Regions from separate parts of the Homo sapiens genome. Here region 2 is linked to region 1. The links are chromatin loops, found by intact Hi-C in ENCODE. Cell type or tissue: HepG2. All regions are shown on one strand. Links, peaks and the distances in the headings refer to the core of each region. The heading gives the core; the rest is flanking DNA.

Evidence for each region. Peaks named below come from ENCODE experiments on the same cell type or tissue, not always from the same donor. Only the 100,000 strongest peaks of a DNase experiment are listed, where the experiment ranks them.
Region 2: it touches region 1 in a loop (2.0-fold over the local background); 7 of 110 quality-filtered maps call a loop at or near these places.

The regions. Positions count from the first base shown.
Region 1 is chr22:37,469,847-37,476,542 of GRCh38, forward strand. MFNG (MFNG O-fucosylpeptide 3-beta-N-acetylglucosaminyltransferase) reads right to left here. Exons shown (of 8, transcript NM_002405.4): 6 at 4,666-4,831; 7 at 2,597-2,682; 8 at 1-183. The coding sequence ends at 117. Among named protein-coding and RNA genes, the nearest start is that of MFNG, 13 kb to the right of the region's middle. In HepG2, for the core only: a CTCF peak has its summit at 2,735 (motif pointing right); a DNase peak (open chromatin) is centred at 2,735.
Region 2 is chr22:37,518,486-37,525,181 of GRCh38, forward strand. CARD10 (caspase recruitment domain family member 10) reads right to left here and starts at 930. Exons shown (of 20, transcript NM_014550.4): 1 at 481-930. The coding sequence starts at 715. In HepG2, for the core only: no CTCF peak of the experiment used is centred there; a DNase peak (open chromatin) is centred at 3,166; H3K4me3 peaks cover 1,611 bases.

The DNA of each region.
Region 1 (6,696 bases), core at 691-5,690:
AAGGCCCTGCCAGGGACTGCCTATCACAAGACACTTGCCAGGGACCCACAGTGCCACCTTGGGAGCCAAGGCACACCCAGAAGTCTCTGCCCAACCTTTGCCCAGCAGTTCAGGATTCATCGGGCACCCAGCTGGGGACACCAGGGTGTATCTGGATAGAGCAGACAATGGAGGGAGCGAAATCTGCAGAGAGACCAGAAAAGGACAGGATGGTCACCCCCCACTTCTGCTCTCAGCCCACTCTCCTAGGTGCACACATGCCACAGAGGCGGTTTGGAGCAGGGTTTCTCTACCTCAACACCACTAACACTTAGGGCCAGAGAATTCTTTGTTGTGGAGCTGTCCTGTGCCTTGCGAGATATTTAACAGCATTCCTGGGCTCTACCCACAAGATTCCAGTAGCATCTTCCTGAATCATAAGAATCAAAAATGTCTCCGACATTGCCAGACGTCCCCTAAGAGACAAATCACCCCCACTTGAGAACCGCTAGTTTGGAGAAACTTCAAAAGCCAGAGAAGCCATAAAGAGACCTCAGCTGAGGCCAATCATCTGATCACATGCATCTGAATCTCTAGGTGGCTCCAGACCCATTTGGCAGTAATCTATGACTTCTAGAATCTTCAAGCTTTGAGGAAATTTAACAGCAATTCTTAAACCTCTTGTCAGTATAGCTACGGCTTACACACTGCTGACGGGGAGCTCATCCTACTAGAAGGCAGCTTCGTTCGTCTTGGAATTTTGAATTTTTGTTCCTATATCGAGCCAAATTCTATCTCCTTGTAATATCCAACTTGTTCAACGCAGCCTTGGCCGCAAGGGCCCTCAGCATCATGGGAGCCCTCTGCCCCAGGACAGGCAGCACTGCAGAACGTCAGGGCCAGGGGCCCTGGTTCCTCCAAGCATCACAAGCGTCCAGACAGAGCCTACAAAGGCCTTGGAGAGGCCCCTGCCACGTCCCCAACCAAATTTGACACCATTCCCTCCTCTTCTCCACATTCCAGTCACACAGTCTCCCGTTCCTACCTTGAGCAGGTCAAGGCCTGTCTCCTGCTATCAGGCCTTTGCATATGCTGTCCCCTCTGCGGGAGTGATCTGCCACCTGCTCTTCTCCTAGCGAACTCCTGCTAGCCCTTCAGGTCCTTCACGTTACCTCCTCACAGAAGCCTTCCCCGGCCAGCCCCTACTCCCCAGTCAACATCAGGGCTCTGACTTACTCTCCCATAACAACCTATACTGGCATACTCACCCTCATCCCCTACACACACAGTGTCCCAGACTCCCCGTCCCCCAGGACTCCCTCTGGACAAGTCTCTGTCACTCAAGTGGGCCCAGAGTTCACCTCATGCCCTCCTCTACTCGTTACCTCCCTGAGTCCCTGCTAAGTCTCCAAAGGCAGAATCAGGGCTCCTTCCCCAGTTCCCAGACCCATTGCATGTCACTACAAGGAGCAGAAATGCAAATAGAAGGGTTGGGGCTAGTCCAGCTGCCCAGAGATGGAACAGACTGCCACAGGAGGGAGGAACTCCCCATGGCTGTAGGCATGCAAGGTGAAGCCAGCCCATCAGTTGGCAGAGATGCTGGGAAGGGGTCAAGCATCAGTTCTGGGGTTGGACTGATGGGCCCAGAGTCCATGTGTCCCCTCCCCCAACTCCTCTCCACCCCCATCCCGCCACCCCTGGCCAGAATCACAAGCCATAGCTGGGCCGGGGGCAGCGGCTCATGCCTGTAATCCTAGCACTTTGGGAGGTCAAGGCAGGCGGATCACTTGAGGTCAGGAGTTCGAAACCAGCCTGGCCAACATGGTGAAACCCCGCCTCCACTAAAAACACAAAAATTAGCCAGGCATGGTGGCAGGCGCCTGTAATCCCAGCTATTCGGGAGGCTGAGGCAGAAGAATTGTTTGAACCCGGGGGGCGGAGGTTGCAGTGAGTCGAGATCGCACCACTGCACTCCAGCCTGGGCAACAGAGCGAGGCTCCATCTCAAAAAAAAAAAAAAAAAAAAAAAAAGCCACAGCTGGCAGGTGCTGGTGTGTGGAAAGGAAGCTGCATATCACAGGCTATGCTCCAAGACTGCTCTAGACCAGTCAGGAGCGGATTTGGGTGGCCCATCTCCCCGTGGCCAGTTCTGGGCAGAACTGGAAGGTGTTATTCCAACCCTTTACCTGCCTAAAAGAAGCATTTAAGAGTATCAAAGAAACAAGGAGTCCAAAAGAGATAAAATAAAAATCCCCCACCAGAGCCTGAAGTTCCACCATGAGAGCGTTGCCTGTGCTCAGGGAAGGCATTTCAGCCTTCCAGGGACTCCCAAAGAACCCCAGAGGATTGGGGCTGGGAGAGCTCTTCAGATCCATCATGGCCAGCCTCCAGGTGTTACTAATGGGAGACCGAATCCCAGAGAGGGCAAGACACTTGCCCAAGGTCACACAGCAAGCCAGTGGCAGGGTCAGAAACTGAAATCCACTCCCTCCACTCCTAGCTCTGTGCTGTCAGCCACCAAAGCCTGTCCCACTCCACTCCCTCCCAGCTCCCCCATGTTTGGATGCCTGGACTCAGCCCCCACTCCTCCCATCCAAGGTTCCAGCCCCCAGACCCACCTGGAGGGGTCCTCCTCCGGGGAGAAGGGGCCCTGTAGCTTAATGACGTTGAGTTTCCCCTCAAAGACACCGTAGCTGAGGGTGACCTGGGCAGGGAGATAGAAGAGTGTTGGGGCATCACACTGGGGATCCCCACAAGGGGGCAGCATCCTGGCACAGGTGGAGGAGGGGTTTTAAGCTGCAGGGAAAGCTGCCCGGGAACCTGAAATTCCCCGCTGGTGGTGGGAGCCCACCCCACGCCCCAAGGCACTTCACAGCTGGAAGAGCACTGCCATGCCCTTAATCCCATTTGCTCCCTCAAGAGTTGAGCTCCCCTGAGAAGCTGGAACAATACCCCCATCTACAGATTTGGAAACTGAGGCTCAACAGGAAAAGGCAGCTTTCCAGTAAGCTGCAAGCCTGGACTAGAATGGAGGTTTTCTGAGACTCACTGGAGGGCCTTGGCACATCCCTCTTCACCCGGAGCCCCTACTCCACCAGGCAGTGACGACATGGATCATGATTTCAGCTCAGAGGCTGTAGAGCACAGTGGTTAAAGACTGTGGGCATAGGGACCACCCAGCTAGGGTTCCAGTGCCCCTCTGCCCCATATTAGCTGTGTGCCGTGGTCAGTTCAGCTCGCTGGGTCTCATTTTCCCCATCTATAGAATGGGGATAATGTTAGTACTGACCTCATGTGACTACTGTGAGGAACCAGAGAGTTAAAGAAGGGTGGCTGGGTGCGGTGGCTCATGCCTGTAATCCCAGCACTTTGGAAGGCTGAGGCAGGTGGATTACTTGAGGTCAGGAGTTCGAGACCAGCCTGGCCAACATGGTGAAACCCTGTCTCTACTAAAAATAGCCAGGCATGGTGGTGGGTGCCTGTAGTCCCAGCTACTCAGGAGGCTGAGGCAGGAGAATCACTTGAACCCGGGAGGTGGAGGTTGCAGAGAGCCAAAATCGTGCCATTGTACTCCAACCTGGGCAACAGAGCGAGACTCTATCTCAAAAAAAAAAAGAAGGGAAGGACCCCAGTGTGGTGCCTGGCATTGTGGGTACTCAGGATACCCTAACCATTAGGATGCCCTGGTTTGGGCTGCCTCAAATCTGCCTCTCTTTCCTGGCTTCAGGCCCTGCCATCCTAATGGGACCAACCTCACACCCCAGTTCCAGGCCTGGCCAATCAACACTAACTCCAGGTGCTGGTAGGAGATGGGTCACCTGACCCAAGCCCAGTCATCAAATCAATGAACGCCAGCCCGGGGATCTGAAGGAAGGAGGCGCTCTCCTCCGATAGTGGGGGGAAAGCTGGGGCTGCCATCTTGCCAACATGAGGGCTGAGCCCACCTGAGGATGGGCCAACTTGGGGGAGAGCTTCTCAGTTATGTGAGCCAACAATTTCCTTTTCAGGTTAGCCAGTTCACGTTGAGTTTCTGTCACACTGTTGGGCAGGAGATCCCGGGGACGCTCCCAGCCAGGACCATCTACAGTGTCAGAGGGCAGCCTCTCCGAGGCAGAGCCAGTTGGACCTGTATCACCTGCCAGGTGGTGGGATGGGGTCCCCCTCCTCCCCCAGCCTAACATAATGCTGAGCGTCCCCCCAAAGACCCATTCCATCCCGGTAACCTCAGGGTTGGCAGGAACAGCACTGAGCAATGGATAGGGGAGTTTTGATGAAGGAAGGGGCTCCTAACAGGTAAAATTAGAAGAGCCAGCTGGGCTCCCCGGGAGGAATGTGGGGAGGATGGAAGACTGAGTAGAGGTATGGGTGGAGAGCAGGGTGGTGGGAACCTGAAGACAACCTCATCTCATTTGTTCAGGTCCTTCCCGGCATTTGAGGACCAGATCAAAGAATTTCAGCTTCACAAATGCTAATCCTTGAGGGTTAGAGGTGAAGGGGTTGAGTCCCTGTGTACCCTTAGGGTGTCCTTTGCCACCCTAGGCCTCAGTTTCCCCATCAATAGGGAATACCCAAGACCCATAATCTGGAGTTCCAGGTTTCTTTCAAACGCCAGGAGGGAGGGTTGGGGGGACCCCATGTTCCTTTGGTTCCCCTTCCCATTTGCCACCTGCCCCCAAGGCCAGCTCACCTGTTCTGGGAGCTGTGCAGTCCTCAGCAGCTGCAGGGTCTCCAGGTGGGAGTGAAAGAGGGGGCTGGGCTGCAGGCGGCCGCCCAGCTTGCACTCAATGATATAGCCCATGGTGCAGTCATCAGGCAGCCGGATGAGAGCAGATGTGTCCATGAAACGGGAGCCACTGAGGGACAGAGCCAGACTGCAGACGCTGGCCCAGGCCCTCCACACCCAGAGCCGTGGGCCACCCCATGAAGGCCCTCCACTGGGACAAGCTGGCAGAACAGAGCACCTGCCTCCTGCATACTGTATGACCTTGAGCAAGTCAGGAACCTTGGGGAGCCTCAGCCTCAGTCTCCTGTTCTGTGAAATGGGGATGCTAATGGCCGTGTCTTCGTGGAGCTGTCGTGAGGATTAAACAGGGAATGGGAAGGTGATGCCCTTTATAAATGTAGCCTTTCCTTCTCTCTCTGTCTTGTCATTCATTCATTCACTCATTTATTCATTGCTGGTGCCAGATACCATGCTAGGGCTGAGGATACAGAGATGAGAAAGAAACGCTTCCTGCCCCCAACAGCAGCCCCTATTCTGGCGGGAGACAGAGCAGGGAGCAGGTCTTTCAAAGAGTGGTGCTAAGTCAGAGGGAAGCATGCTGCCTGGGGGTACAGGGAGAATCAGGCGGGCTTTCCAGAGGAGGTGGCAGCTTTTTTGTGTGTTCATTTGTTTGTTTGTTTGTTTGTTTGTTTTTGAGACAGAGTCTCCCTTCATTGCCCAGGCTGGAGTGCAGTGGTGCAATCTCGGCTCACTGCAATCTCCGCCTCCTGGGTTTAAGCAATTCTCCTGTCTCAGCCTCCTGAATAGCTGGGACTACAGGCACCCGCTGCCATGCCCGGCTAATCTTTGTATTTTTAGTAGAGACAGAGTTTCACCACGTTGGCCAGGCTGGTCTTGAACTCCTAACCTCAAGTGAGTCACCCACCTCAGCCTCCCAAAGTGCTGGGATTACAGGCATGAGCCACCTAAACAGAGTCTTGCAGGATGGGCTGGAGTCAGCCAGTGCTGAGGGGAGACAGGAACAGAGTCCCAGGCATGGACTTCAACTGGCCGCGTATACCCCATTAATGCCGCTGCCCTGGATGCTTGTCCAAGGGGCAAGTGGGTGTGGAAATCCAGCCTGTACTCCCCTCCCCAGCCTGCACTCCCCTCCCCAGCCTGCACTCCCCTCCCCAGCCTGCATGCCCTCAAGCTGCACCTGCAGGAGTTGGAGGGAGAGGGCTTTTTCTAATTCACACAAAGGTAATTTAGAGGTGGGCAGAAGCCTGGGTGGGGGCACCCCAGGCACACGGATGACCCTGGTCATGTGTACACACACAGTTCTGTGGACATGCCCCAGGACAATGAGCCCGCTCTTGTCCAGTATGAATTGCCTGGGGCGCCCCTCCCAGCCAGGGCAAGGCAGGGCAGGCTTGGGTAGTAGCAAGGCTTGCAGACCTTGGAGCCAAACCCAGCAGCTGAGTGACCTTGAACCTGGCTGACCTCAGACTGGCTTAATCTCAGTGCCTCAGTTGCCTGAGATCTAGAAACAAGACTAATGCCACCTTCTCCCCCAGGTGTTGTGATCCTCTTGATGGAGCACAGAGCTGGCTCAGAGTCAGTCCTCAATACAAGGGAGTGGCTGCTGATGGTGCTGTTAATAATAATAATAGCCCGGAAAGACCTCCAGAAGCCAGGCCTCGCCACTTCTAGAACACCTGTGTCCCACCCCCACCCACACTGCGGCCTCCACTACCCCTGAGATCCCCTCATAATATTAGGAGTAATATCATCTCCCTTAGATGATATTATGAATAATATCACAGGATGTACACCCACTGTGCTATTAGGAGTAATATCATCTCCCTTAGATGGCCCAGTGTATAGTGGACTGTCCCAGCTCAAATACCACCTCTTCCTGGAAGCCTTCCCTTCTTCCCTCACCCAGAAGGCCCTTCTCCCTCCTCTGAAGACCCTTAGATTTGGCCTTCACCTCCCCTACGGCATTGACCAGTC
Region 2 (6,696 bases), core at 1,021-6,020, 49 kb after region 1:
GAGTTCTGGTTCAAAGGCACACCCTGTGGGAGTGGGGACCCACGTAAAGCTGAGACGGATCTTGACACTTGAAAAAGGACTCCCCCAGGAGTGTATGGTGCACAGAGGAGGGGACAGACAGAACTCGGAGATCAAAGAGCGCAGGAAAGGTGCCAAGTCCACCGGCTGTGACCGGGAGGTCCCAGGCCCAGCCGGCCCTGGCAGCCACATCCAACCTTCTGCTCTAATGTGGACCCAGGAAGTGGGAGAGAACCCCAAGAGACAAAACTCTGACCCCGGTGTGGGCAACGCGGACCGCCAAGGCGCAGTGGTGGGTGGGGAGGAGGCAGGCTGGTGGGCATACCCAGCCGGCCCACTCTACTGATGCGGAGACCGAGCCCCAGGGCAGCAGAGCCCTAGCTTCGCGCTACACGGCTGTGGGCGCTGCGCCCCAGGGCACGGCCGGCCCAGGTCGTGGCCCACTCGGGACCCGCGGCTCACCGGTGCGGTTGACGCGGCACGGGAAGCGGTAGGTGCTCAGCACCTCCTCCTCGTCCTGCTCGTCGATGACCCGGCACTGGCGCAGATACGGCGTGAGCTTGGCCGGGTTCAGGGCGCGAGCCAGCCGATGCCGGACGCCCTCGATTCGCTCCCACAGCGCGTCCTCCTCCGCCTCAGACCCCGAGCCGGCCCCGGCCTCCTCCTCGGCCTCCCCCGCCTCCGCCCGGCCCGGCATGGCCGTGTCCTCAGGGTCTGCGGGCAAGAGGCGCACGGGGGTCGACCAGGGCTCCCTAGGGCTAGATGTGCGGCCAAGCACCCCCGGGGCGTCGTCCGCAGACCCGCCGTCGGGGGCGCGCCCCGAGCTCCCCGCGACTCACCCCGCACGCTACAGTCGCCTCGGGCTCCCGGGTCCGCACTCGGGCGGCGGCTCCGCCGGCGCAGGGGGGCGGTGCCCGTGGCGCCCCCGGCTCCGCCCCCGTCCCCGCAGCCTCCTGGGCTGCCCGGGCCTCCCCACATTGCCGCCCGCCCCGGGTCGTGCGTCCGGCCCCCGGCCACCCCGCGCGTCCGTCTGCACGCCCTCCCTCCCGGCCGTCCGGCTGCGCCTCCCCCTGCTTCCTGTTTCCCGCCGGCTCTCCAGCCCGGCTCGGCGGGGTCCTGGCCGCCCGCCCACACCTGCCCGGCCTCTGGGCGGGGCGGGGGCGGGCAGGCGCGCTCACACCCCCCGCGCGCCGCGACACACCTTCCCCGGGCCACGCGCATCGCCTCCCCACGCCCACAGCGCGCCCGCCCGTGCGGGGCTAGCCGCTCACGCCCGGCGCAGCCCGCGGGCACTCAAGCTGGGCTTGCCCTTCTCGGGTCCCCACATGCACTGCGGGCGCGGGAGCTTCCCTGGAGCGCAGGACAGCCCCGCGGGGGACAGCAATGGGCAGAGGTCATGGGGGCTTTCTGCAAGATGGGGGTCTGAACCTGCAGGGCAGCACTGCCAACTCCCCTCTTACGCAAACTCCCGTGGCACTTGAGGACCAGGGACCCCACAATTCTCAAAGGGTATTCCTCCAGGTGTTGGTCCCAGAGATGCTGGGGGCGGGCTGTGACTAGCCATCCATACTCCCGCTCCTGCCTGGGAGGCCGGTGGTGTCTTACCATGATACTGGCCGAGTCTACACGGTATCTGCTGGTGCATGCGATACAGTCTCGCTATGCATTAGAAGCTGCCAGGTACCTGCTGCCAGGGAGGAACAGAGGAGGCACAACCGGTACAGGAAAGAGGTGTGAGCTCCCTAATCGCCTTCCACAACTTCTGAATTAGATGCCGTGGACATATGTATTACTTATCCAAAGAATTAAGGTTTCAATCAATAAAGGCTCTGAAAAGCCCTGCTTAAATTAAGGCCGGGGGCGGTGGCTCATGCCTGGAATCCCGACACTTTGGGAGACCGAGGCGAGTGGATCACCTGAGGTCAGGAGTTCGAGACCAGCCTGACCAATATGGCGAAACCCCATCTCTACTAAAAATATAAAAATTAGCTAGACGTGGTAGTGCGCGTCTGTAATCCCAGCTACTCGGGAGGCTGAGGCACGAGAATCGCTTGAACCCAGGAGGCGGAGGTTGCAGTGATATCGTGCCACTGCACTCCAGCAGCCCGGGCAACAGAATGAGACTCCCCCTCAAAAAAAAAAAAAAAAAAAAAAAAAGCCCCAGCAGTAAAGAAACAGATTTAACTTTATATATCCTGGTGTCCTTTTCCAAACTTAATTAACCACAGCCTTTTTTTGGTTTGCATTTGTTGTACATTTGTTTTTGTTTTGGGTGTCACCTGTTTACATGCAGAAGAAATGCTTTGGGAGAACTGAATTCTAGTGCAAATTCCTCAATTAACAAAGGAGGAAGCAGAGCTCAGAGAGGGCAAGGAACTTGCCCAAATTCACACAGCGAGGCCACAATGGGAATAGGCCGGAGCCCAGCCCCTGGCCTCTGTCCTCTCCAAGCCCCGAGTCCAGGCACACACCAGACCTCCCTTTCAATACGTCCTTCCCCTCTCTGTGGCCTTGGTTGCCCTCCCACGCAGAGCGGCAGCTCCTCCCACCAGCAGCCCTACTCCTCGTGAATATTTTTAACTTGGCCAGCAGAGCGGGATGGACGCCTTGGAAAATGAGGCTATGGTTAATTATTTTTTCATCGAGAAGCTAAGCAGGGCCTAAAGATAAGGCACAGAAGCCAAGAGGTCTCTGCAGATAAGTGGACAGAGAAGTGAGGGCACACTGGGTCTGAACAGGCAGGTAGCTGGGTACACCGAGTGCCCCTGGTGCCCAGCATTCCAGGGGAAGCGACAGAGTTCCTTTGGGTACCACACTCCCACATTCACATGTACAATTATACAGGCATGCACACGCACCATCACATACACATGCACACATACACACCCACCCACTGTGGGCATCAAGCCAGGCAGGAGGCAGACAGGGGCGTACCCACTTCCCCACAAACATCTGAGCCTCCTCATCTTTCCCCTGTCCCCGGGCGTCCATAGCACCGAGTGTGCAAGCGTGTGATTAGGTACCATGTTCATTATTGTCCTCTTGTGAGTTCTGCTACATTCATCTTCTCTCTATAGCTATGCCAGGAAGGCGGGCAGGGACTACAGCAGGGACACCGAGAATCTAGACTTTGTACCAGGGGCCCTGGGTTCTATCGCGGGCTCACCGCTATGAGTATTGTTCTTCTTTGAGTCTCCATTTCCCTGTCTGCAAAAGGCAGGCGGTGAGTAGTCCCAGCCACACCTACAAAGGCAGACAGTCCAGGAGTGGAGGGTGCCCTGGAGACCAACATTCAGCCTTAGCTGCATCTACTCGGACAAATTCCTCCCCCTCTCAACTTCTACATCTGAAAAGTGGACAATAGTCCCCCATGTGCAGGGACTGCCTCTGAGTTGCAGTCTCTCCATATGTGAAGTGGGTACAGGAATGTCAGTCCTCTTCCCAACTCATCAAAAGGCATGCCTCCATGTTTCAAACCAGTCTGCGTCCTACTGCCTGTAGCCCCACTGGTCCAAGCCACACATGCCCCCACAAACTCCCACCCACAGTGCTATGGGCTATGGTATGTTCTCCACTCTGCAGCCTTAATGATGTTTGTTTGGTTTGGGAGGTTTTTCTTAGACAAGGTCTGGCTCTGTCACCCAGCCTAGGGTGCAGCGGCCCAATCATAGCTCACTGCAGCCTTGAACTCCTGGGCTCAAGCAATCCTTCTGCCTCAGCCTCCCACATAGCTGGGACTGCACATATGCACCACCATGCCCGGCTACTTTTTTTACCCTTGGTAGAGAGGGGTCTTGCCACGTTGCCTAAGCTGGAAAGAATGATGGTTTTAAAAACATAACAGGTTTTTCTCTGGCTTAAAACCTCTTAATGGTTTCCACCAAACTGGAATAAAATGCAAACTGCCCCCAGACCCTGCTGGCTCCCCCGCCTCCCACTTCCCACTGCCCCACTCGCTCACTAGTCTCATTCTGTTCTTGGAACCTGTCAGCTTCTTCCACATCAAGGCCCTTGTCCACCCTGTTGCCTCTGCTGGGACTGCTCATCCCTCCACTCCTGGTACGGAGGGTTCCTTCTAGCTTTTCAGGTCTCAGATCAAATTCCCCCTCCCTTGATTCAGGAGCACCCTCCAGCAGGGAGTTCCATACACCCCATCCAAGCAATTCTGTGCTACGTAGGGGCCAAAGGACAGCTTCTCCTTCTCCCTCTAGAGGTTTGCCGGAAATGCACTGACAATAGGCAGATAAATAGAAGAAAAAAAGCATAAAAAATGTATTTAACATGCCTAGCACAGGGGAATCATAGGAGAATGATTACCCAGTTATCCATTGAGGTCCAGATGTTTATATCCGCTTCTTCGCTGGGGAAGGGGAGACGGGGCTGTAGGAGTGAATGACTGTTAGGAGGCATTAATGGGCCTGGGAGGCAGACATTATCTTACAGATGATTTTCTTTGGAAATTGAGTGGGACCGAAGAAGAAACACTCATTTGGGACAAAGTTTGTCTGGACTCTAGATGTGGTGTTTAATTTTCTCTTCCTCTGTGATATGAATTTTAATCTCCAGTTAATGAAATTTCAGGGAAGGGATCGAAAGCAATCGTGTTCCTCTTTGGGGTCCAGTTTCTAGCAGATAAGGGAACTTCGGAGAACAGCCTCCTCCTGTGCTTTGGGAGAGACAGAGGATTGACAGAGAGGATGGGGGAAAGGTTGGCAGAGAGACCTTGAGGTTGCGTCTTTATTCAGCCTATCAAAGCGCCTTATTTGGCAGGTATCACTTTCTGAGCCCCGAGAGCTATTTCCTCTCTATCTGACATTTTCCTGGTGCTTGCTTTGCTGCACCAGGAAAATGTCAGCAACCTGTTTGTTGCCTACTTCCATCCCAAGAACAGAGCCGTCCTTGGCTAGCAGGAGTGAGCTGGAATGTTCCAAGAGTGGTGAGGATGAGGAGTGGAGCAGGGGAGGAGAGGAGGTTGAAGGAGGATTGGAAGGGGGGCAGACAGAGCAAAGGCCTTGAAGATCATTATGAGGACTTTGGCCTTTACTTTTCTTGGTAGTAATACGCCGCTATCATTGTCTTCCACAAATCAGCCACAAAGGCCACAGAAGCAGGGATCCACCTTTTTGTTCATTCCTTCAAGGATGCCCCTGGCCCAAGCAACCCTTCCGTTCCTCTTTGTCAGCCTCTGATTGCATCCAGGAATGTGGGTCTGGAGTTATCTAGTCCATAAGTCTGGGTGCCTGGTGAATCTGTGCTCCCTGACCCCAACCCCCAGCCCCATCTCGCCTCCTCTGGCCATCTCTTCACTAGGATCAGGGCCTGGGCCGCATGGATCCCAGCACAGGACCTGGCAGTCAGGTGTTCAGCAGGAGACGAGTGAGTGGGCCCAAGAGTGGGGAGAATTCCTGTGATGAGCTGCACTACACCACAGCCAGAACGCCCAGGGTTCAAATTCCAGGACAATGTGTGCCTGTGATCTTGGTCAAGTTCCTAAACGTTTCTCTACCCCTCATCTGAGGGACTCTAGCACAGCCTGAGCACAAGACAGATGCTAAATGCCCATCCTCAATTGAATTCGTCCAGAGATGTCACTTCCCCTCCCCATTGCCCAGTGTCCCCCGGGGCACCTTTACATAGCAGCTTTCCCTAGGTCCTATTCTTTTTTTTTTTTTTTTAGATGGAGTCTTGCCCTGTCGCCCAGGCGGGAATGCTGCGGCATGATCTTGGCTCACTGCAACCTCCGATCCCTGAGTTCAAGCAATTCTCCTGCCTCAGCCACCCTAGTAGCTGGAATTACAGGCGCCTGCCACCACACCCACCTAATTTTTGTATTTTTAGTAGAGATGGGGTTCCACCATATTGGCCAGTCTGGTCTCGAACTCCTGACCTTGTGATCTGCCTGCCTCGGCCTCCCAAAGTGCTGGGATTACAAGCGTAAGCCACCGTGTCCGGCTCCCTAGGTCCTATTCTATGGGACTGGGGAGAGAAGGGGTTGGGGAGGCTATTGTGCCCAATCACAAGAGTCTAGGCTGAAAGGATCCTTAAGACCTTTATTTTATAGCTGGGCACGGTGGCTCACACCTGTAATCCCAGCACTTTGGGAAGCCAAGATGGGCAGATCACTTGAGGTCAGGAATTCGAGACCAGCCTGGCCAACATGGTGAAACCCCATCTCCACTAAAAATACAAAAATCAGCCAGATGTGGTGGCGGGCACCTGTAATCCCAGTTACTTGGGAGGCTGAGGCAGGAGAATCGCTTGAACCCGGGAGCCAAAGGTTGCAGTGAGCCAAGATGGTGCCACTGCATTCCAGCCTGGGCGACAGAGCGAGACTCTGTCTCAAAAAAAAAATTTTTTTATTATTTTGTATGTACTGGGGAAACTGAGGTTGCAGTGGCCCAAGCGAGCCCTGGGTTCCCCAAGGCAGGGAGAGCAGAGCACAAGGAAGCGAGATAGGAACAGCCAAAGGGATGGTGCTGGCCCTCCAGTATCAGGTGACTGCATCTCCCTGAGAACCGGGGACTCCTGCAGGGGCCAGAGGAAGGGTGGCCCTGTCCCCACCTTCCCTTTCTCCCATGGCCACCCCCAGCAGCCTTGACAGCAAGGAGTAGAAATGCTGACCCACCCTCACCCTAATTCAGACCAATTATGGAGATGTCTGCCTACTGCCTGGCCTTG